Regions from separate parts of the Mus musculus genome. Here regions 1 and 3 are each linked to region 2. Evidence: chromatin loops called from intact Hi-C (ENCODE). Cell type or tissue: heart. All regions are shown on one strand.

What was found. Peaks named below come from ENCODE experiments on the same cell type or tissue, not always from the same donor. Only the 100,000 strongest peaks of a DNase experiment are listed, where the experiment ranks them.
Region 1: it touches region 2 in a loop (3-fold over the local background); 8 of 42 quality-filtered maps call a loop at or near these places.
Region 3: it touches region 2 in a loop (2.8-fold over the local background); 20 of 42 quality-filtered maps call a loop at or near these places.

The regions. Positions count from the first base shown.
Region 1 is chr1:153,485,623-153,493,622 of GRCm38, reverse strand. It overlaps Dhx9 (DEAH (Asp-Glu-Ala-His) box polypeptide 9), which reads left to right and starts at 5,963. Exons shown (of 28, transcript NM_007842.2): 1 at 5,963-6,090. In heart, a CTCF peak has its summit at 4,360 (motif pointing right); DNase peaks (open chromatin) are centred at 1,562, 4,252 and 5,912; H3K4me3 peaks cover 2,507 bases; H3K27ac peaks cover 1,609 bases.
Region 2 is chr1:153,745,272-153,753,271 of GRCm38, reverse strand. It overlaps Rgs16 (regulator of G-protein signaling 16), which reads right to left. Exons shown (of 5, transcript NM_011267.3): 5 at 7,804-8,000. Rnasel (ribonuclease L (2', 5'-oligoisoadenylate synthetase-dependent)) reads right to left here and starts at 3,846. Exons shown (of 9, transcript NM_011882.2): 1 at 3,665-3,846; 2 at 1,213-1,413; 3 at 325-427. In heart, CTCF peaks have their summits at 3,856 (motif pointing right) and 6,329 (motif pointing right); DNase peaks (open chromatin) are centred at 541, 1,181, 3,531, 3,921 and 2 weaker places; H3K4me3 peaks cover 2,138 bases; H3K27ac peaks cover 2,412 bases.
Region 3 is chr1:153,803,885-153,811,884 of GRCm38, reverse strand. It overlaps Rgsl1 (regulator of G-protein signaling like 1), which reads left to right. Exons shown (of 22, transcript NM_001368270.1): 12 at 4,011-4,204; 13 at 7,158-7,275; 14 at 7,757-7,871. All of the region lies in intron 1 of Gm41974 (a long non-coding RNA gene), which reads right to left. Among named protein-coding and RNA genes, the nearest start is that of Gm41974, 22 kb to the right of the region's middle. In heart, a CTCF peak has its summit at 4,318 (motif pointing right); no DNase peak of the experiment used is centred here; H3K27ac peaks cover 83 bases.

The sequences.
Region 1 (8,000 bases), 260 kb after region 2:
TCTAGCTCAGGGGCTGAGCCGTCCTTCCCCCAGCTGCCCTTTCTGCATAATCCAGCTAGTTAGTCACCTGCCCTTTTCCCTCTATTCCCCTCCCCTCCCCCTTCTCCTCACGTGACCAGACTCTCCTTGACATCCCTGCCTCTGGCTGTGCTTGCCTTTTAATCTACAATGAACCTTCTTCTTCCCCATACCCAGGAGAAGTCATGTCCTTCCTTTCTCTTTCCTATTTTCATTCCCCTAAGACCCCAATAAAGTTCTTATGCTTTCATAGTCTCTGAGCTTAATAATATTTAAGAGATAATGTATTTTGACCAGCATAGTGGCACACACCTTTAACTTCAGCATTCGGGAGGCAGAGGCGGGTGGATCTTTGAGAGTTTGATGCTAGCCTGGTCTAGAGAGGAAGTCTGGTCAACAGATAGGTCTGTTAAAACAAAAACCATTGCCGGCCTTTAATCACAGCACTCAGGAGACAGAGGCAGGCGGATTTCTGAGTTCAAGGCCAGCCTGGTCTACAAAGTGAGTTCTAGGATAGCCAGGGCTATACAGAGAACCTCCCCCCAAAAAAATTCCTGCCTTAAAAAACAAAAACAAACCCAAAAAATGAAAAAGAAGAGGAGGAAGAAAGACAATATATTCTAATTTGGGGGAAACAGTTTATCCAATAAAACATCATTTCCTACTTTATTTACACATTAAGCTAAGTTACTGAGAACTTCCAGTATGCAGATAGTGTGGGTTCTGGTAAGAGACTTTAGCCCAGCCAACAACATATCAATCACTGTGGTCACAGAGCCTATTTCCAGTGTTGGCTTTCACAATCACTCTAAAAAAGCATCTACAGAACAACCATTTTGTACTAAGTGCTTACATAGGCCTCCTAATGTGTCATCTTATTTATTTATGAGACAGAATCTCATGTCACCTAGGTTGACCTTGAACTCCTGCTTGAATAGCCTCCTAAAGATCAGATGGCAGGCATTTACCTCCGCACCAACTCTCTTTTGTGACACAGTCTCATGAAGTTAGGCTGGCCTTGAGCACCCTAAATATCTGAGGGTGACCTCGAACTTCTGATCTTCTGTTTCCTCAGGCTGGGATTATAGGCCTGTGCCACGATGCTAGGCTCACACTACTAATTGAGCTACATCTCTTTTAGAAATTACTGCAGGTTCATATTAAGACATGAAATTCCCTTTTAGGCCAGGGCTGGTACAACATACATGCCTTTAATCCCAGCACTGAGGCGACAGAGGCAGGAGGATCTCTATGAATTTGAATCTACATAATGAGTTCCAACATAACTATAACTACATGATAAACCCCTGGCTTAAAATTATATTTTACACCACACACACACACACACACACACACACACACACACACAATCTTTGTGCTCACTCTACAATCTCTGTTTTCAGCATTGGCAGCCTGAAGCTTGTAGCAGAACTATGCACAGATGCGGCCCTGAAGTGGGAGAGCATTAGGAGAGAGCAAGCAAACTGTATGCAACAATAGAATGCTGTGAAAGGAGGAAGTATCCTCAAACCAGAGGACAAAGTGTTCTCAGAGGTTTTCTGAAGGGGTGAGGTGGGGGAGAAAAAGTTACTTGTGACCTAGCCTACATGGGCCTGAAGTGGAGGAGGAAGGCCCCAGACTGGAGAAGAAAGTTACAACTCAAAGTTGTCTCAGGCCTTGCTATCAGTGGGAGAGCTGAGCTAGCTGCAAGGGGGAGTGAGAAAATTCTGTGAGAGCCTCAAGGTTGTGGCACAAGGGGATAAGGGAAGAGAGGGAGAGGAAAATAGGAGAATTTACCTGGGGGGGTATTGGGGGGATGGGAAGGAGAGCAGACAAAGAAGATCTATAACTTAACAGTAATCAGTAGTCCAGTCTCTCTCTCTCTCTCTCTCTCTCTCTCTCTCTCTCTCTCTCTCTCTCTCTCATCTATCTCTTAAATATAGAGGATTGAACACAGGGCTTCATACATGCTAACCAGTTGCTCTCCTGCTGGGCTCTCAACACCCCCCAACCCCCATTTTATTTTGAGATGGAGTCTCAGAACAAGTTGCCCTGGTTGGCTTTGAGCACATTCATTCTGTAGCCCAAGCAGGCCTTAACCTGTGGTCCTCCTGAGTCTGTCTCCCATACAGCTGGGATTATAGGCTTGCTGTACTGGGCTTGGCTTTTCCCGCAGTATGGATGTGCTGGAGGTTAAAGTCAGGGCTATACGCATGCTAAGCCCAATCCTTACCAGTGAGATGCTAAACCCAATCCTTACCAGTGAGCTACAACTCTAGTCTCATTGATTACCTTTAAAATGTTGTATCTACCTTAATATTTCACAGCTTGCATTCAATTATATATTTACATTAAATGCATGTGTGTGAGTGGTGTGTGTGTGTGTGTGTGTGTGTGTGTGTGTGTGAAGCACAACAACATGACCTGTGTGGAGGTCAGAGGACAACTAGAGGGACTAGATTCTTTGATTTCACCATGTGGGTCCTGGGGATCAAACTCAGATTCCCAGGCTTGTTAGCAAAGACCCTTTACTCTCTTAGAAACCTCACCTTTTTTTTTTCCCCCGAGACAGTGTTTCTCTGTATAGCCCTGGCTGTCCTGGAACTCACTCTGTAGACCAGGCTGGGCTCGAACTCAGAAATCGCCTGCCTCTGCCTCCCAAGTGCTGAAATTAAAGGAGTGTGCCACCACCACCCAGCTTGTTTTGGTTTTTGGTTTTTGGTTTTGTTTTTTTTCCGAGACAGGGTTTCTCTGTGTAGCCCTGGCTGTCCTGGAACCCACTTTGTAGACCAGGCTGGCCTCGAACTCAGAAATCCACCTGCCTCTGCCTCCGAAGTGCTGGGATCAAAGGTGTGCGCCACCACACCCGGCTAAACCTCACCTTTTTTAATTTTCTGGGTTTGTTTTGTTTTGCTTTGCTTTGTGGAAGGGTCTTAGTGTCTCAGGACTGTTGAGGGGCTCAACAGAGAAGACTGCTCTGACGTGGGTTTAAGCCAATAGAAAGTCTTTATTAGCTGGGTGGTGACTACTCTGGTGTTTGGGATTCCAGTGTAGCCCTTTGCCTTTCTCAGGTGAGCTTTGAAACATAAAAATCAAGTCCTAGCGGGGCGTGGTGGCCCACGCCTTTAATCCCAGCACTCCGGAGGCAGAGGCAGGCAGATTTCTGAGTTCGAGGCCAGCCTGGTCTACAAAGTGAGTTCCAGGACAGCCAGGACTACACAGAGAAACCCTGTCTCAAAAACACCAAGAAAAAAAAAATCAAGTCCTGGGTTGATATCCTTCACTTAAAAGAGCAGGTCCACAGAAGCAGAACCACGGGAGAAATTAGCACAGTTAGTAAGTTTTCCATAACTGTGGACTTTGATGGATGGAGACTTTTAGTTTTGGCAGGCGGTGCTGTCTCCACACTGAGTTTACAGCCTGGATGGTACAATGAACAGTGCTTACATCTTGGAGTCAGTTGTGCTTCAAAGGTCTGGCACCGTGTCACAAGGATGGCCTCAAACCTGCTTATTGAAGACGCTGACCTTGAATCCTGATCCCCTTGGTTCTGGATCCTGACTGCAGAGATTACAAACCTTAGGTGCCATGTTCAGTTTCTTATGATATTAGAGCTGGAACTCAGGATGTCAGGGACTCCAAGCAGCACTCTCTCCACTGAGCCCAGCTCTTTTTTTTTCTTCAGTTCTCTTCCTGGAATCAAGGTTCATACTGCTCTCCTTTCTACCAAATATCCCAAGAGACAGAAATTAGGGGGAGGAAATAGATATCCTGCTGTCTCTGGGGATTTTTTTTTTTTTTTTTTTTTTGTCTCAAATCTTTTTCTTGGGGTAAGTTCAAGGGCGGGAAGGTCACAGTGAGACAATGGGTAGAAAATCCTCTCGGGCTGGAGAGATGGCTCAGTGGTTAAGAACACTGACTACTCTTCCATAAGTCATGTGTTCAAATACCAGCAACCACATGGTGGCTCACAACCATCTGTAATGAGATCTGAGGCTTCCTTCTGGTGCATCTGAAGACAGCAACAGTGTAACAGTGTGTACTTAGATATAATAATAAAATAAATCTTTAAAAAATAAAAATAAAAAAAGAAGATCCTCTCAATGGGCCAAGTCTTTTTTTCTCTGCGGGCTTTGGAAAGTTTGGAAGCTGGATCACCCGGGGTCAAGATCTGCATTTTTATTTTCAGACAAAGTCACATGAGCAGAGAGGAAGAAGCCACCCCACAGGGGCCCTGTAGAATTTAGAACACCGTGTGAAGGAGGCAGGTCCTTAAAATAGAGAAAGGGTTGGTGAAAGTAGCAGAAGTGAAATTTCTGTCAGTCTGTGTGTTCTGCGCTGACTCCCTTGTCTCTGCACACTAGGCAAGCCGACCAGCAGAGGGCTGCACTCACCCTCTGGCCTGAGGAGTTTTAAACACCGTTCTCCTTTGGAAGTTTCCATAATTCTGTTCGCATGGGTGGAGATCAAATCGGGGCTTGAGGCATGCTAGTTTTCACAAAACAACAACAAACAGACAACTAGGTTGGGGATGCTGGGCTTGAGTGTAGCTTAGTAGTAGGGTAACCTTGAGTTACTCTTCAGTACTTCAAAAATACAACACCCCTCAAAACAAGTATTAAACTCAAGAGTCTTCTCACTTGAAGCTAAACAAAACACAGGATTTTGAGATAATTGGGAGCATGCCTTTAATCCCAGCCTGAGGGGTGAGGGGTGGGGCAGAGGCAGACAGATCTCTGTGAGTCCCAGGACAGCCTGGTTTACAAATCCAGGATAGCCAGGGCTACACAAAGAAACCCTGTCTTGGAAAAAAAAAAAAAAAAAAAAAAAGAGTCCCTCGTCCCTCTCCCCAGCCAAAAGGTAAGTGGAGAAGTTGTGTCTTGAGCTAGGGTTTTCTTTTTGGTGGGGTAATGGGTTTTACTACAATGGGATTAATGGCATATACCACCACCCCTGGCAATAAACCAATAAGCCAGGGCTCTCTTTCTTGTCTTAGATTCATTTTACTTTATGTCTTATGGCCTGTAGGTCAGTGCACCATGGTTGTACCTGCTGGGTCCCCTGGAATGGAGGTTATGGTTGTGTGTGAGCCACTGTGTGATTGAGAACTGAATCCAAGCCTTCCACAAGAGCAACAAGTGCTTTTAACTTCTAAGGTTTTTGTTCCTTTGCTGTTTAGACAGGATCTCATTATGTTGCCCTGGCCTTCCTTAAACATAGACCAGACTGTTTTGAACTTACGGAGGTCTGTCAGTCTCTGTTTCCTGGGTGCTGTGACTGGAGGCAAGTGCCACCATGCTACACACTGCCTGCAGCATTTTATTTCTTTTCTTTTTTCTTTTTCTTTTGGTTTTTCGAGACAGGGTTTCTCTGTGTAGGCTTGGCTGTCCTGGAACTCACTTTGTAGACCAGGCTGGCCTCGAACTCAGAAATCTGCCTGCCTCTGCCTCCCAAGTGCTGGGATTAAAGGCATGCGCCACTACTGCCCGGCTGCCTGCAGCATTTTGATGAAGCAGAAATACTTCAGTCCTTGTATTTTAACATACAGCACCCATAAATACATTGCTTTGGCATATTTTAAAGTGGCTATTCTGATAAACTCTGAAAGGATTAATCCTGTAACACTGCCCTTACGTAAGATAAACTATCAAAAAGGAGATCCATGGTGGCATGTCTCTAAATTTTGCCTTCAGAGGTGGAGGCAAGTGGACTGCGTTAAGTGGTGGGCTAGCTTGCTCTACAAAGACAAAGGCAAGGAGACATAACTTCCAGAAACCAAGCTGGTTAGCGACTGACAGGAAATTATGGGCCTAGGCCAGCAGATCTCGCGCGACCTCAGGTTTGGCGCCCGGAAGTGGTTCAAGCCCCGCCCCCTCGGGGCGTGCTGGCTCCGGAGTTGGCCTACCGCGCAGGCGCGAGTCGCCGACTCCGCCCCCTGGGTCCTGCAGTCGGAGCCATTTCGCCGCTGCTTCCATGCGGGTGAGGTGTGTTCTTTCGCCGTTCTCGTGGAAGGTTGGCGCTGCGAACTCGCCTAAGAAGGCTGTGCTCTCGGGCACGGAAAAGCGGAGGAGGGTAAGAAAGGGGGCGTTGCGGCCCCGGACGCGGGCTCATTGCTGCGGGCCGACGCCGGCCTCCGCGGCTCAGCCGTGGCTTTGTTGTGAGGCGCGGGCGGGCGAGCGTGTGGGGGAGGGGCAGCGCGGCGGGTACCCGGATTTACGGGCCGTGGGCGCCTCGCGCAGCGGAGCTCCCGTGGCCCTAGGCCCTGGGGTTCCTTGCACAGACTGGCCGCTCTCGGAGGCCTCTTCCTCACTCGGCCTGACGGGCGGCGGGTGTCTGTAATCAGTTGCGTGTAGGGGTAGCGGCTCGACGCCACCCGGCGCGTGGTGGTGGGGGGTCGTCCGCGGTTCTAATCCGGGACACCCGGGCCCCGTGGGGGTGCCCGCTTTGGGGTCCGGGGCTTCGCTGCAGGTCCTCCCGCTCCGCACTGGTGACGGGGCATGGCTGGGTGGGGCGGGATGAGGAGCAGGTGGTAGGAAAATGAATGCATGATTTAGTAAGTGATGGCGGAATTACACCGCGCAACGGGATAGCCCCGCTGTAGATAACGGTCGAAAGGGAGGGCGCCTCAGTCTGAGGGGTGCACGAGCCTGAGTCTGGCTTTGAGGTGCACAGTGTATCCGCTCCAAAGGGCAATGAGAGATCAGTTACGCCTAAGGCCAGACCTTCCTGGAGGAAGGGAGGGCCGGCCACGTGACCTGAGGGTGCGAAAAGAGATGAAAGAATTTGTTTCCGGGTGGCAAGAATGAAAACACAAAATTGGGAGCCATGACTCTAGCCTTTCATTCCAGCACTGGGGTTTGGTGGTGGAAGGTATTGTTCGATCTCTTGAGTCCGGGGCTACTACACATAGAAATCTTGTCTCATAAAACAAAATTTGATTTATTCCGATATGTGTGTGTATACGAGTATACGTGTATACGTATCAGGTAGTGGTGGCAAGTGAGAGAGGAGCTGTAGAAAAACAAACGAGTAATAGTGGAGGCATTTCTGGAGCCAAAACAGCAGGGCAGATGTGACATGATGGAAAATTTGGCATCCATCTAGGCTCTCGACAAGAGGATAAGTTCTAGGTCTGTAAAAGAAGTTGTGGGGTTTTTGTTTGTTTTTTTGGTTTTTCGAGATAGGGTTTCCTCTGTATAGCTCCAGCTATCCTGGAACTCACTCTGTAGACCAGGCTGGCCTCGAACTCAAATCCGCCTGCCACTGCCTACCAAGTGCTGGGATTAAAGGTGTATGCTACCACGCCCAGCTTGCTATTTTATGTAAATAACTACACTGTAGCTGTCTTTGGAAACACCAGAAGAGGGCATCATCTCATTACAGATGGTTGTGAGCCACTATGTGGTTGTTGGGATTTGAACTCAGGACCTCTGGAAGAGCAGTCAGTGCTCTTAACCGCTGAGTATTTCTAGGGGGCCATTTATACTCTTTATTCTCCAGTTTTCTTAAATTTCCTCAGTTCAAAGTAATAAAAGTAAAACCAAACAGTACAATAGGCAGTTTAAGGATTAAATAGTTCCTAATCTACTAAGGATATCAGCACCACTTTAAGGATTCAAGAAATAGCTGTGAAAGATCTTTGGGGATCGGATTAGAATTTCCAATTGTGAAGTTGGGTTGCAACTAAGAATATACTTAGGTATAAATTTATTACTGAGATGCCTAGTTAGTTTATAGATGGGAATATTAGTATTTTCCTCGGGTAAATTTTGGAGCCTTAAGGGCTGTATCGATCTGTTTGGACTTAGTTAGCATGAATGTTTAAAATTAAATGGGTTTTCTAGAGACAAAGGGGTTTGATAGGCCCTATATTTTGTTACTCATTTACTTTGTACATTTACTTATGTTGGGGGTTTTTGTTTTGGAGACAGGGTTTCTCTGTAGACTTGGTAGCCTCCAACTTAAAGAGATCAGCCCTTCTC
Region 2 (8,000 bases):
CTATCCCTGTCATCCATATTTATACCATACCGTATTATATTTAGTACACGTGTACAGATTTCTCTCCAGGCTGGGCTCAGGCTAAGTGACACACATACATGCTTATTTCAATCTTCTGATCTTAAATATTTTCATGTTTGAAATGATAGTTTAAGAATGAAAACCATTCTGAATGACGCTGATGCTGTGGGAAATGTAGCTCATTTTTATCTAGTTTTCCTATTACAGATTTCTTATACTAGACGTCCTAAAATTTCACGAAATGTCACGAAATGTCACGAAAACTAACTGTTTCTTTCTCCAATATTCTATAATGGTACTTACCTAGTAATTGGCACCTTCTGGTAATCTTGGTCCATCTGACTTTATCCCAGGTGAGGCTGGTCACCCCCACACACTGTTCTTTCTGTTCGTTCTCTCCGTCCCCCTGCGAGTTTTTATTGAAGCAGTGCGGTTGAAAAAAGAAAGTTGAAGTACGAACTCAGCTTTGAGTTTCTGGGAATGCAACTTTTGGCTGTCACTTCCTCATTGCACATTCATAAATGGCTGACTCACAATTTTGTTTCCTCATCGGAGGACAACAGTAAACAGGGCCATTGCAGACAGTGTCTTAGGGAATATAGCAAATACTCCCCCCACACCCACTCACCACTGCAGGGAGTGCCATTTAGCCCAGGGGCCTCACTTAGCTCCAGGTTCACTCATCAGGCACCCCTTGTTAACCTGAACATCTAAATAGCTGTATCTGCTACAAACTGTGCAAAACCTCATTCTCTGAGATCTACATCTGCAGTATATTCTGAATACGAAGCACCAAAGTTGTTGTCCAAAGCATTTGTGTAATGGGTCCTAACTGCCACTGGCTGTGAGGTGAGTTGGTGTAATGAAAAGAACAGAGGAGGGAAGAAAATCAGGGGACTCTGATATGGGAGGGAAAAGCCCACTCCAGAACAGAGCCCTGCAGCAAACAAGCCCGAGCTCACTTTCATTTTCTCCTTCCTCGGTTCAGAGCTGCGCCAGAAGCAGAGGACATAAATAAACAGTGTAAGAACCGTGACAGCACCCGTGGAAGCGCTTAGGAGCACAGGGACACAGCCAAGTTGCTATCAGTCCCAGCTCCCCAGTCCTCCAGACCTCTTCATCCTTGCCCCGACCCAGGCTGAGAGAGATTAGGCAAGGAACACCTCCACAGCCAGCTCTCCTCTAGCCTACCTTCTACTCCTCTTCTCAGCAGGCATTCCTTTGGCTGCAACAACCCCTACAGAAAATGCTTCCTTGTGGTGAGTCGCTGAGCCATCAGGGAGGAGCCAAGAAAGGAGTGAGAAAACGGAAGAACAGAAGTCATGGGTGCAGCGTCAATCCGGGCACAGCCTGAGCAATCTTCACCTCCTGGAGGAAGACAAGGGCTGTCCCCTGACCTCAGAGGACAGATATGATAGGCTTGTGCCTTCTCTGTTATCACAAGTCGCCTGTGTTCTTGGAAGGAAACAAGGAAATGAACGCACAATCTACTATGTAGCCATCTTGTCTTAGAATTTACTGCTGTGAACACACACCATGACCAAGGCAAGTCTTATAAGGACATTTAATTAGGACTGGCTTACAGGTTCAGAGATTCAGTCCATTATCATCAAGGTGGGAGCATGGCAGTGTCCAGGCAGGCATGGTGCAGGAAGAGTCGAGAATTCTACATCTTTATCTTCAGGCTGCTAGGAAAAGACTTGCTCTCAGGTAGCTAGGATGAGGGTCTTAAATCCCATGCCCACAGTGACACACCTACTCCAACAAGGCCTCACCTCCTAATAGTGCCACTCTGTGGGGTAAACATAGTGTCTTAGTTAGGGTTTTACTGCTGTGAACAGACACCATGACCAAGGCAAGTCTTAATAAAACAACATTTAATTGGGGCTGGCTTACAGATTCAGAGGTTCAGTCCATTATCATCAAGGTGGGAGCATGGCAGTATCCAGGCAGGCATGGTGCAGGCAGATCTGAGAGTTCTACATCTTCATCCAAAGGCTGCTAGTGGAAGACTGACTTCCAGGCAACTAGGGTGAGGATCTTATGCCCACACCCACAGTGACACACCTATTCCAACCAGGTCACACCTATTCCAACAAGGCCACATCTCCAGATGGTGCCACTCCCTGGTCCAAGGATATACAAACCATCACACATAGTCAAACCATCCCACAGCTAATACATGGCAGGCAGAGAGTCTTTTGCCAGTGATGACTGTAAGTGCTGCTTGGACTACAGTAGCTTACTACAAAATTCCAAAGCTCTGGGCAGAGCTTGCTCCTGATGCAGAGAAGGAATGTGTGTGTGTGTGTGTGTGTGTGTGTGTGTGTGTGTGTGTGTGTGTGTGTGTGTGTGTGTGTGCATTACATGCTGTGTGTGTTTGGGCAGGCTGATGGAGGTCAGAAGACAACTTTGGGTGTCAGTTCTCTGCTTCTTCCTGTACACCCTTCCAGGGCTCAAACTCAGGTCACCGGGCTTGTCTGGCAAGCACCTTTGCCTGCTGAGTCTCTAAGTACATTTAAAAGAAAAGGCGTATAATAAGATTTCTAGGTATGAAGTAGTCCCTGGCAGTCCCTATTCCTATGGGCTTCGTGGGTGCCTCGATATATCCCGCCGTTTCTGGTCTGTCTTCCTGTGTGCTATTTTGCTACCTGAACAGATAATAGTAACAAGGATTATGGTGGTGGTGGTGGTGGTGGTGTGGCAGCAGTTATGCTAAGGACAGAAAACATTTGTATAGCTCTTGAGTGTACTTCAGGAACTGTTCTGAGCACTTCACAAATACCAACCCAGGGATGCAAATCTTGTGATAGCTACTGCTTTTCACCCCCACTTTACAGCTAGAGAATCCAGGGAACAAAGCGGGTAAGTAGCTTGCTGTGCTTTGGAAACTGGGCTACATCACAGAGAAGGACGCTCCTGCCTTCGTTATCATTGAAGCCAGATGGGGAACCAAACAACTGCATCTTGTGCTGTATCTTATGATGAAAACCCCACAGGGAAGAGTTAAGCAGATGTGGAGGGGCCGTTAGAGTACTGGGATGGGAGTCCCTGAGACGCAGGCAGTCAGTAAAGTGTTTCCTTTATGAGTTATGGGAGGATGGGGTTTACTGACTTTCCCCGTGGCCTGTTCAGCTTGTTTTCCTTCTATAACTGAGGACCACCTGCTCAGAGGTGACACCACCCACATTGATTATTAATCAAGAAAATGCCCCCCAGGAACATGCTAACAGGCCCAGCTAGTGGGGACAATTCCCCAGTTAAGGTTCCCTCTTCCAGGTGACTTCCAGTTTGTATCTAGTTGAGAAAAACTAACCAGCTGTCCGACCACCACAGCTCTGAGCTGGCACTCTAAAGCTGTTCTGTTTTTGACGGCCACCTGAGCCACAAGTCACGTATGAGTCATCGAAGGGTTACTAATTGGAGTGCCTACACTGTTACCTTTAACCTAGACTGTTAGAATTAGGCACCCAGTGCCAGCCCAGAGCAGGTGACATTAGTTTGTCCTGAGCAGACGAAGTGACAAAGACTCCTAGAGAACACTGGCTCTCCGCCCCACCCAGAGCAGCTAGCTTGTGTTCAGGAAGCTTGCCTGTCATAAACAAATAAGAACTCCGCCCAGAAACCTCTGAGCCTTGCTTACATACGTGATCCTGACAGGCTTGGGGTGGCAGGAATGATCTGGGGTGCGAGGAAACAAAGACTCGTGCGCAACTGGATGCTGTTCGGAAGCAAGAGAAATTCCGCGAAGGACACTTTCACTGTTGTTTTCTAGGAACCAGACAGAACAAAGAGGAGCTTTGCCACAGAAAGCAGAAATCACTCAGATTAGCCAGCAGAGGGCGACGTTCAGCTACTTTTGGTCTTCATTCAGTTCCCTTGTTTGTGTCTTGTTCCCCCAAGGTCATGGGATGGCTACTCTAATTGTTGCCGATTTCCATGGGGTTGTTTGTGTCTGGGGGAAGTAATTCATACCGCCGCTGAGCGGAGCTGCCAGGGCCGTCTTGCTCACCCGTATGTGTGTTCCCTCATATTTAGAGTTGAGCCACAGTTGATATGTTGGAGAATAGGTTCCGCTTACAAGAACCAGCTAGTCCGAATGGGTCGTTTTGAAAAGCTAAGTTTCATTTCCCGCATCCTGGAACCTTCTCCCTAGAGAAGAGCTTTAAACAACCCAGAGCAGACCCCGGAGTCGTTGAAGATCTAACCGATTTGTAAGAGGTAAGGCTGGCGCGCTGGTTTGTTACTTTTTATTTATTTTTTATGATTTCCAAAGCCCAATTCTAAAAATGATTTGAGGCCACTTATAATACAAAATGTGCCTATAATAAAATCCTAAACTATAAACACATAAAGGATGAGAGACCCAGTAATTAACAGAGGAAGGCATCCATCAGATTCCACCAGAAAACTCAACTCTGGATCAAGGCCAGGGCAGGAAGTATAAGTCCCCCTTGTGAAGAAAACACAGTAATTCTTTAGCTGTCACATCACGTGAGCATGGGGGGAGGGGCACCTGGTACCAGCTGTCTGCTTTGGGGAGGGACAAATGCTGGGACAGATCTGCATGGAGGAGGACAGATCTGTATGACAGGAGAGTCTAAGACAGGAACCATGACTTCCCTTGGACCATCTTGAACCAAAGATCTCTTCTGGGTGGGATTTAAACTTTGAAGGAATAATTTACCAAGGGTAGACAGCAGGCACAGGAGTGAGTGGGAAACCTGGACTGGATACACGGAGAGGAAACAAACGGCCAACGCAAATGTAAGGGCATTTTCCCTCTTCCTCCTGAACCACTTCCCACTGTGGTATCCTCGATCCTTCCTTTGACCAAAAAGAACATCAGACTTCCGGCTCACATCCAGACTCGCACTTAGCTTACCAAACCCTTCTGGGAACTTGGGTAGAAGCCAGTGCTGTAACGTTGTACCAGTAGAAGGTTGACCTTCTCCTATCTGCAATGTGTGAGTGGTCTGGGCTGGCTGCTATGCAGCTCCAGCTGACTGGTATCTCTTTACATTTATTGGAGTGATTCACATAAACGCTCTGGCTTCTATGTCTTTAATGTTATAGGATTCTTACAGGAATTACAGGAATTAACATATGCCGAGTATTTAGAGCAGTATCTGCCGCAGACAAGTGTTTGCTGTTTTTGAGCATGTCACCAAGCCGTCTAACACACACTTTTCACACATTTTCTGTCATCACAAAACCTCTCTGAAGCCAATACTATTTATAGTCACATTTTATAATACAAAGTGAGAGCCTGAGAAATTGAGAAACATACTGATTAGCAACCTGCAGACACCAGATTAAAGTCAGTCGTGTGGCTCTAAATATTGCTCCATGCTTTCTGTGAGCTGTCCTGTGAATGGCTAAAATGAAAATTCTCCCTTAAATGGGTGCTTGATGTAAAAAGAAAAAAAAATTTTTTTAAAGATCCACAGATTCTTGCTTTACTCAAAGTCTAAGTCAGTGCCTGAATCTGTGACTGTGCCAGTTAGTCTCAGCGGTCACCTGATTGCATAGGATATTAGCAAAGAGAAAGGCTCTGGGTGGGTCTCTGAGAGTATTTCCTGCAGGCGTAACTGAAGGGTGAAGCCCCTCCCCTTGAGTGTGCAGCATCTTCCAGGTACTGCCAAGATGTGAGGGGAAAGGCTGCAAGCTTTGCCTGCCTGCCTTTGTCCCCTGAAGGTAACTCTACCCTGTAATATAGCACCTAAGCCCCTTGCATCTCTCACCCTTAGCATCAACTACTTAACTTAGGATCGGATACCTAACTTCGGCCTTCTCTTTCTTCTCCTGGACCAATTTCAAGCATTCTATCTGCCTTGAATTTACACCTCATAGACCCTGGATCCCTGAACAGTCTCTTTAACTAAGACCTTCCAGATTGGAAGATAAATTTTAGCCCTAAAAGAACTAAGGAAATCTTGCCATAACTCCTATAGACACTGACTGTGTTAGGAATTGTGTTAATAATTCCAATTTCATAATTTTGAATGTTCACCAAAAATGAATTAATAAACAACAAATTCTAGCCATGACATAGAATTCCACGGGGAAAAGCAAAGCTTTTGAAACTGAAAGAAATTCAGGCTGGAGAGGGCGGTTCCGCTGTTAAGAATACATCTATTCTAGAGGACCCGAGTTCGGTTCCCAGAACCCACATTGAGCGACTCATGTCCACCTTTCATCCCAGCTTCAGGCGCCTGCGTTCATGGGCACAAAGCCACACACCTGCACACATAATTAAACATAGATAAATAGTCTATAGAAGTCAGACAAACCTAAGACAATACATAGTTATAGCCACAGGAGGGCAGCAGAGCGCAAGGGATCGTCTGGCCTTCCTCGGCCCTCGAAAGCACTGCCCCGGCCTAGGTTTCTTTGGCTGTTGCGTTCTCCGTGACATACTGGCTTAACTGATGCCCACATCTTACATGTTATCATCCAGGGTTCTGGAATGCTCCAAACAGCAGATAAAAATATACAGAAAACTGGGGACAAGAACATGCATAACGCAGGAGTCTTTAGTCTGGCAAAAGGAGGTGATGACCTTTTGTCGCATTAAGGAATCGCCATGTTTTTATGTGTGCAAACATCTCCAGCCGTGGAAAATAGGGATTCGGGGCCTTGTGGCTAGCAAGATGGCTCAGCAGGTAAAGGTGCTTGCTGCCAAGGCTGACCACCTGAAATCAACCCCCAAAACCCAAAAGGTAGAAGCCGAGAACAACTCCAGAAAATTGTCTTCCGCCTTTCACATGCTTAGCGTGGGATGTGTGCGTGTGGAGCAGACACACACACCACAGTGTTTCATTGTACCTGGGCACTCCTGTCTCCCTCCCGTCCCCGGTCATGGGCCTCTCTACCCATCTCACATAGACAAACGCCCCACAGTGTAACAGCTCAGATGGCCTCCGGCACCAGCTGCACCAGCTGCACCAGCTGCACCACACATGCTCTCCCCCGTTTAGGATCCGGTCGAGCTGTTGTCTGGATGGTATGAGGTTAGAGCCTGCCTGTTTGTTCCCATATTTTTGCTTAAGCCCTCAGTGTCTGAACCCCTCCTGCTATCACCTGAGAACCCTGGATCTAGGTGTAGGGTGCAATTCTAAGGGGTCTCTACAACCAAGTACTTGAACTCTGATCACACAGAGGACTTGGGGGAGAACTGAAACCCAACAGCATGTCAGATCTGTGTATAAGCAGATATCTATAACACCACATAATTTCTTTTTTTGTTGTTGTTTTTGTTTGTTTGGTTGGTTGGTTGGTTTTTTGAGACAGGGTTTCTCTGTGTATCCCTGGCTGTCCTGGAACTCACTCTGTAGACCAGGCTGGCCTCAAACTCAGAAATCCACCTGCCTCTGCCTCCCGAGTGCTGGGATTAAAGGTGTGTGCCACCACCGCCTGGCTAAATTTTTTTTTCTTTTGAATCAAGATCTCAGTATGTAATCTAAGGCCATTCTCAAACTCCTAAAAGCTAGGGCTTGCAGGCATTCACTACTATGTGCCTGGGCCAGGCTCTTTTCAGGCAGTGAAATCTCAAAGAGCAGGATTTCAGGACTGATGTGACCCAGAAGGCACCAGGCAGAGGAGAAGCCCGGCTCCTTGTGGACTACCCTGCAAAAGCCTTTCAAACCCAGCTCAACCCTTTCGTGCCTTCAGCCACCCACCCCGTCCTGTATCCCCATCCCACAGAATCACCAGAGCTGTGATACCACAGGCCCTCCATACTCCCCTGGACCCTCATATCATCCATACTGTCCTGGGAAATATTGGGATATTATTTTTGAGTTTTATTTTCAGGTTTTTTTACAAGAATATAACATGCTCAAACAGAAAAACAGTGATCACATACACTGCTGATAAAGGAACCCAGCTCCCTTTGTTAACAATAAATAAATATTAACACAGTGGGGAGTCCCGTGTCCCGTTCCCCCCCCCCCCCAGCCCTCAGTGATTCCCAAGGC
Region 3 (8,000 bases), 59 kb before region 2:
CACAAATGCCACTTAGACATAAAAGGTTCTCCAAGCGTTATATCTGCTGTAATTTCCTGCTCTGAAACTGTATCCCCAGAGAACATGGTTAATACTACAGGCGACTTTTTAGTGCTTTATCCCTTAAGTATGCTTCCTCCTTTCCTGGCTATAACTTGGACCAATTTATTCATTTTACTCCATTTCTGTGTAATTGCTGGCTACATGAAAAGTTCACCTCTAGATTATGAAAACATTGTAGTGTATAAAAAAGACAGTCAAATATCCAGAAAAAAATATTTTGTATATTTAAAAAAAATGCCCACAGGAATGCTTCTGTTACTGTAGCATCACCAGAGGTTGGAAATCATCTGTCCATTCTAAACACTCTGAATAAGTCTTCCTCCCCTTGAATAATGGAAAGCATTTCCTGATATGCACTCAGCTATTCCTCTTTAGGTTCTAGTCTGTACTGGTCACTATTCTCTACTCAGACTACAGAAATATTTCCAACTGAGTTGAGCAGGAATAATAAAAAGTCTTTTCTAAATCGTGTAAGTCCTACAGCCCATGACTTAAGATCACAGCTAGCATCAGAGATAAGACACATGCAGTTCTTCTAAACATGTCTCTAGTTCTCACTCAGTGTAGTTATTATTGGTCACATGCTATGTCTTGGCCACCTAATGATGTTGATGATAATGGTATAATACAATATGAATCACAGTAACAAGGCAGTTCTTGTCTTTTTCTATTTGTTCTTTGCTTTTGTTTTGTTTTTAAGACAGGGTCTCATTATGTAGCCCTGGCTGTCCTGCCTCTGCCTCTCAAGTACTGGGATTAAAGGTTTGCACCACCACATCCAATGGTTCCTGACCTTAATTAATCTAAGACATAAACTCAGGACAATACAAAGTTGACTTTTAAGTATTATGATTAAGTTTTGTCTGATTCCTATGTGCATATAGTAGGAAGAGATAAAAAATTAAGTATGAATTAAGGAAAGTTAGACTCCAGGAAGAGTCCTAAACTGCATGTAGAGGCTCCACTTGATAGAAAAGAGACCAGGAGTGGAATCCCAGATAGAACAAACATGGACTCAGTTAGCCATTTTTCAAAGAATGGGGTCTTTAGAGATGGCTCAGTAGTTGAGAGAAGTTGTTGCTTTTTACAGAGGACCTGAGTGCAGTTCCTAGCATCTGTATAATGCTGAAAACCTCCATTTTATTCTGGTCTTTGCACAACCAGCCATACACACGTTAGACCAACAAACAGACAAAGAGCTCATACATTTAAAGTACAATGCATACACCTTTTTAAAATACTTTTAAAATTTTTCTTGGTAATAGGCACATAAAATATGTTCAGTAGGAAAAGCATGGGATACAATAGGAAGCCACACAGCCTCTGTTCTGAATTGCTATTTGGACAGTGTAGAAGTTCATTGTGTTATATATAGTCTCTGGGTCTGGTTTATTTCAATATAGGTTTTTTTTTTAATTTGTTTCCTTTTATTATAAGTTTTAAAAGAAACTTAAGAGAATGAAAAACATTTAAGTGAAAGCAGAGGGTGTACCATGTGAACACACTGTGAGGAGCAATCCTCTCTAGGGTCACCCTTGGTAAGTCAGTTAAAGAAAACCAAAAGCAAATAAAACAGCAAGAGCTTGTGAGAAGTGAAGCATGAGGGTGGGCTCCGCTCCAGCGTTGCTGTGATGGTCACACAAGGTGAAACCAGGCAAGCACGGGTTGCATAAGGGGCGGGCAGCAGAGAGAAGCCGGTTGGGAGGTGATTCCTATTGTTACTTATCAAAAACATCCAAGAAACCACTCAGCAAATAAAGAAGATTACGTTTAAACGGCTGAAGGAATCTGTGATAGCAATCATTAGTCAACTAGAAAAAGTTGAGAAAAAATGAGACAAATGATACGAAACAAAAAAACCCAAAAAGTAAAAACCAAATTCAGATCTGGGGTAGAAAAGCATAATGACCAGATGAAAGAAAGCATGCTAGACAGAATCAGCAGGCTTAACCTGAAAGAAGAGCCAGGGAACTAGAAGATGCGCAGTAGACATTGTCTGGTCTTGAGGCTAGGACCCACTCAGGAAGAGGAGCCAACTCCCAATAGTTATCCTTTAACCTCCATATGTGTAACATGAAACACACAGCATGGACAGAAAGACAAAAACGCACAAACATACAAACATGCAAAAATAAATAAAAATTTAGTTTGTTTAGAAATCAGGATTGAAAAAAAATGTAAAGACATTGAGACGGTTAGGAAATACAAGGATCAAATTCAACAACTTAATGTAATAATCTTCTAGAAATGCCCAGATTTCTAAAAGCTGATTTGAAGACAACCTGAAAGGGTTGCTAAATCTATAGAAACAACAACAAAAACAGAAAAACATAGTGACTAAAAACTTGGTGTCCTTCAAGCAACATCAAAAAGTAGTAATTTGCAGGCAAAATGGTGCACATCTTTAATCCCAGCATTTAGAGGCAGAGGCGGGAAGATCTCTGAGAGTTCATAAGGTAATTCCCAGTACAGCCAGAGCTACACATTTAGACCCAGTCTCAAACAAAAAAAAAGGTATATCTTTAATAACTTAATTTTTTCATACACCATATCATGGGTAGTATCACTGGAGAATTCTGGGAGATATTTAAAGGAAAAATAGTACCAACATTATAATTGCTCTTTGAGGAAATAGAAGAAACTCTTACTTATCCTATGAGGCCAATATCATCCTGATTCCCAAAGCAGAGGCATCATGAAAACCACAGACTACTACTTCCCTTTGAATCTAGACACACAAGTCTCTCACAAATAGGAAACTAGATCCAGTAATAACAACAACAACAATATCATGTAGCATCAGCAGCTGGCATTTATCTAGGGAACACAAGATTCAGTTAACATCCAAAAGTTGAAATAATATCCTGTATTCGTTGGGCTTCCCTAGAATAACAGAGTTGATAGAATGAGTACATATTAAAAGGAGATTTTTTTGAGATTGCCTCATACAATATAACTGGTGTAGTCCATCAGTGGCCATCGCACACTGGAGAGGTTGGGAATCTAGTAGTTCATGAGGCTATGTGTCTCAGGAGTTGCAGTTTGGTGTTGAAGCCCTCAGGATTCCTGGAGAGTCACTCATGGGTCCTCAGTTGAAAACCTGAAGAAGCTAATTCTAACATCAATGAAGTGCAGCAGGAACTGCATAGATGAACTTGCCAGTGAGAGTGAAGGCAAGTTGACAAATACTAGTTTTTTTCTTTCATTTCCCTTTTACTTGGGCTGATACTGAAAAGAACAACTTATATTTAGGATGGGCCTTTCCATTTCAAATAATCTGATCAAGAAAAGTGGCATACCTTTTAGTTAATTTCAATTCCAATTAACTCGGAGACCAAGATCAACCACCACATATTCCATATTAAATAAATGAGGTAGAAATCCCACATGATTATCTCATTTGAGATATCTAAACCATGATTTTAAACATCATGATTTAAGAAAAAAAAAACCAACTTTCAAAATGAGAATAGAAAAAAAGCTATGACATTCCGATAAAGGATGTCTATCAAAAACCTACATAAAGGCATCTGTAAAGGAGATGGGTAAATTAGTCAGAAGAAGGTTACATGCACGCAGCTTTGAATAATAGCTGTGACTGTGACATAAGAGGTTACATGAGCAGTTAAAATTGGAAAGGGGAGTAACTAGAGATACAGTTGCAGCCTGCCAAGGAAGATGAAACCCCGGAGGGAGCACAGCCTACCCAAGAAAGACTGTGAGAGAAAAGGAAAGGGGATCGTGGGCGAAACATTAGCTTTAACTCCATTCAAGGGGCAGCCAGGTGTGCTGCCTTTAATCCCAGCACTAGGGAGGCAGAGATAGGCGGGTCTCACAGGTCCAGAAACTACACTGTAACCCACGTTCGGTTTCATTCCCTACTCGGAACAGTCTCCAAGGTCTCTATCCTTTCCCCTCTAGCAACAATACAACGCTCTGTTTTCCAGGAACTTAACAGAAGTCCTCCTAAATAATGCACACCTCGAGTACTTCAAAGAGTTCCTCAAAGACCGGAAGTCTGAAAGCCCGTTGCAGTTCCTGATAGCCGTACAGAAGATCATGATGGAGACCAATGAAAAGACTTATAAGACATCTTTGGAAAATATAACCAAGACTTATCTCCACGGAAAGGTCCCTGCCGGTGTGCCTCTCTTTCTCTTGATTCTCCCTTTAGTTTCTTGGGAGGAGAAGTTTGGGAAGTAGCCTGACTCCATCAAAACCGCTAGAGAGAACTGAGAGGGAAATGGCCACATGGGGGCAATATTGAGACACCGAGGATGAATGCAGAGAACAATTTTAAGCCCAAAGTCAGCACACTGATGAAAGGAAATCACAAGTGAGATACATTCCATACACACGCTCATTAATCTCCTTTATTGTTGGGAATCTAACCTAAACTCCAGTAAGGTAGGAATAAGTAGCTGCATTTTCTAAACAAAGGAAGTACAACGCATTGAAGTTAGCTATAACTTATTCCATTGAATGCAAATTCCAATTATTTGACCATTAAAATGACTAGCCTGGGACTAGCTATAAGCAAACAGGTGGTGTTCTCCATCCCCAGAAGAAGAGTTGCACTGGGGAACACTGTGTCTGACAACCGTTCCTAAATGTTGTCTTGTTTTCCTGTCTAAGGTGGTGGTAAAGACTGTGGAAATACATTTTAGCTGGAGATTGCAAGTAAAGTTTAGCTCATGGCTCTAGAAAAAGGAGGTGAGAGCACAATGCCCTTCTAAAGCTGTAGAGCCGAGCTTCTTGTCTGTCACAGGGGAACAGGCAGAGTTTATGTAGGCAGAAAGGGGCTCATTTATTTAGTGGTTTTTTTACTTGTTTGTTTGCTTGGTTTGGTTTTGTTTATCCAAGGCAAGTGTAGAAATACAAAAAAAAAGAAAAAAGAAAAAGTTCAAAAGTAACAAGTCTCTCTTGTTCATTTATTTGTTTGTTTTGAAACAGGGTCTTGCCACACACTGCAGACTGGCCTGAAACCCGTCTATGTAGCCCAGACTGGCCTTAAACTCTCAAGCTTCCAGCATCTGCCTGCCATGTCCTGGGATGTACAGAAATGCCCCAGCTCAGCATGCGAGTTTGTAGGTCCAATTCGAATGCATTAATAATAAACTCAGATTCACAAATATTGCATTGATATCACATTAATGCAATTATAAGAAGTTACAAAGCACTTCCCCTTGATGTGCCTTAAACAAGAGGGAGCCCAGATTTGAATTTCTACTTGTCCTGTGTCTCCTGCCAGGAGCTAAGTCCCACAGCTAGCTCCACAGGTTCATTGACAGTCTAAACTATAGTTCTTATGTATACATTAACATCGAACTTTTGTATAGATAAACCCAGTCAATATTTTATCTTTTGTCCTTGCAACTACAATATATCATTCATTCCTTTTACAATCTTTAGTTAATGGTTTTATGGCCTAAAGGAATGTATTCATTCCTAAATTGTAAATCTTTTTGCCTGCTTTCCATCTAGTGCAATTAACTTGTGATATGTGAAGACTGGCAGAGTTCTAATAGCAGTTTTCATATCATAGAGGACTTTAATTGCAACCCTATTATAAAGGGCTCAATAGTTATTAGTATAAATTTAGGAATTCTTATAGAATCATTAGGAATTAAGAAATCATCTATTTCTCTATATAGCATCACTACAAGATAGTGCATCTTCTTTGATCTGCAGAAAATCTGCCCGGTAGGGTGGGCTAACACCCAGGGATTGCTATATTAATTTAATAATGACAGGGAGGACATATCAATAGCAAGAATCATTCCTGAGATTTGTGTCTTAGGGCCTTGCCTCCAGAGCTTATCCACCACCATCTATGCAAAATGATGGACATTTCAGGAAAGTCACCCACTAGTCTTAGCCTCTCCTAAATGGCTTCTGACAGTCTTCCATCATCTTCTGTCCATGGTATGAGTCTGAATCTGCGCCTGCCTGAATGCTGTCTTGTGAACCTGTCCCTGTGTTTGTGTGTTCCTGTGTATGTCCATGGCAGAGGGTTCTGCTTTCTTATTGAACAGCACAGAAAGCACAATATGAAGAAGGAATGGGGCACTTTACAGAAATCCTTAACAGAGTCTTATAAGGGGTGAAGCCACTGATTCCAGATTATTCCAGCTGACCCAGATACCAATCAAACCAATGCCATCAAGCGATATCCATACATTGCTCCAACATTTTTTTTGTGCACATTCATTTTATGAAGCTAGTTTGGTCCTATCTTCTGTCCTCAGCAAATGATTATCATAACATACATGCACACATACACTCACCTTGGGACATAATTTAAGATTTGCATCAGTTGTAAAGATTAATTACCTGAGAAATCTAAGGCAAGGAGGGTCAGTTGTTACATTGTTCTCTTAAAGGCAGGTTAAGTAGACTGCAGTAGTAGTCCTAAGCCTAAAGTGACCTTGGGGTACATTTTGAACTCTGACGATGAGGCCCACCCAAAGTTCCTGTCTTTTAGAATGCAAGAGGTATCTTTATTATTATGCATTGGCACATATAAGAAATACTTGTTTGCTGAATTTTAAGATGAGTTCTATGCATCATTCTGGAAGGTCTCAGAGAGAAAGGAGTGCCCAGATACTCCGAAGCGCATGCTCAAGCTCATTAACAGTCCTATTGTCTCTGGACACGGAGCATCGTGGTGCGCTCCACAGTGACTGTCGCATCTTGGGCTCTCCTTCTGTACCTGAAGAGTTCGCTTTGTTCCTTTCCCCCTAAGCCTCTCTCTAAACTGGAAAACTTCACCCCAGCTACAGAAATGAATTCAAATTTTATTTTAACTTTATTTTCTTTCAAGCTTTCATCTTTGAAATGGGACTAAGAAAGATAGTGTTTTGTCTACAAAAAATAGTTTCCCATAACATATAAAATAATCTTTGGAGACTTGCAAATTGTAGAAGGCTCAGTGAGGCCAGAATAATACCAGAGTCATGAGCCTTTCTCATGAAACCACCAAACTATGGACAGAAATGACTCTCCTTTCCCCCTCCCTCCCTCTATTCCTCCCTCCCTCCCTCCCTCCCTCCCTCCCTCCCTCCCTCCCTCCCTCCCTTTCTCTCATTCTTTAGAGGAAATACTGCAGTGTGATGCTCCCTTTATCAAAGAAATTGCTAATGTGCGTCACATCACCACCACCACGTTGCTGATGCTCCAGGGTTATGTCATGAAATCTGTGGAAGAAAAATGGTGAGCATGTTCAGAGAAGGTGGGGTTCCCTCTGGGGTTGCTTCCTAGCTTTGAAAAGCCACATTAAGCAAAGATCTCCCAGACCTCATAGTGTACTGCTAGAGCTGTCCTACAAAAGAAACACCAAACTTACTTTGAAATCTCCTGCCTGCCTGTGTTTGCAACACACACATACACACACTCACTTACACATATACACACACTCAAACATACACACATATATAAAATATACACAGGCACATATACATAAATGCATATATACAACACACATACAGAGAGAGGGGGAGAATGAGGAAGAATACAGCGCTGAGAAGCACAGATAGGCTGACTTTAGATAAAATTGAGATAGTCAGAGGAGAGCTTTTGAGTATCCCACACTTCCCACTGTAACTCCTGCAGGAGCTGACATGGAAAAGGCCTTGTTATGTTTCATGCACCGTGGTTTTATCTTCTTTAATACTCTCTGTCGCCTTTCTGGTAGGTTTAAGGAATACCAAGACTTGTTTCCACCACGATCTGTGGAGTTTGAGTTTGTTGAAGCACAGGCCGTCCCTAGGAAGCCCTCAAAGTCAACAACACACCTACACGACTCCCAGGTCAGTGAGAGGGAAGAGGGGAGGACATTACAGGCAGGAAAGCCATTGTCCAGGCACTATCGGCTGTACAAAAGATTGTCCCTGTTAGGCCCCTTGATATATTACTGAAAGAAAGGATTACTCTTCGCT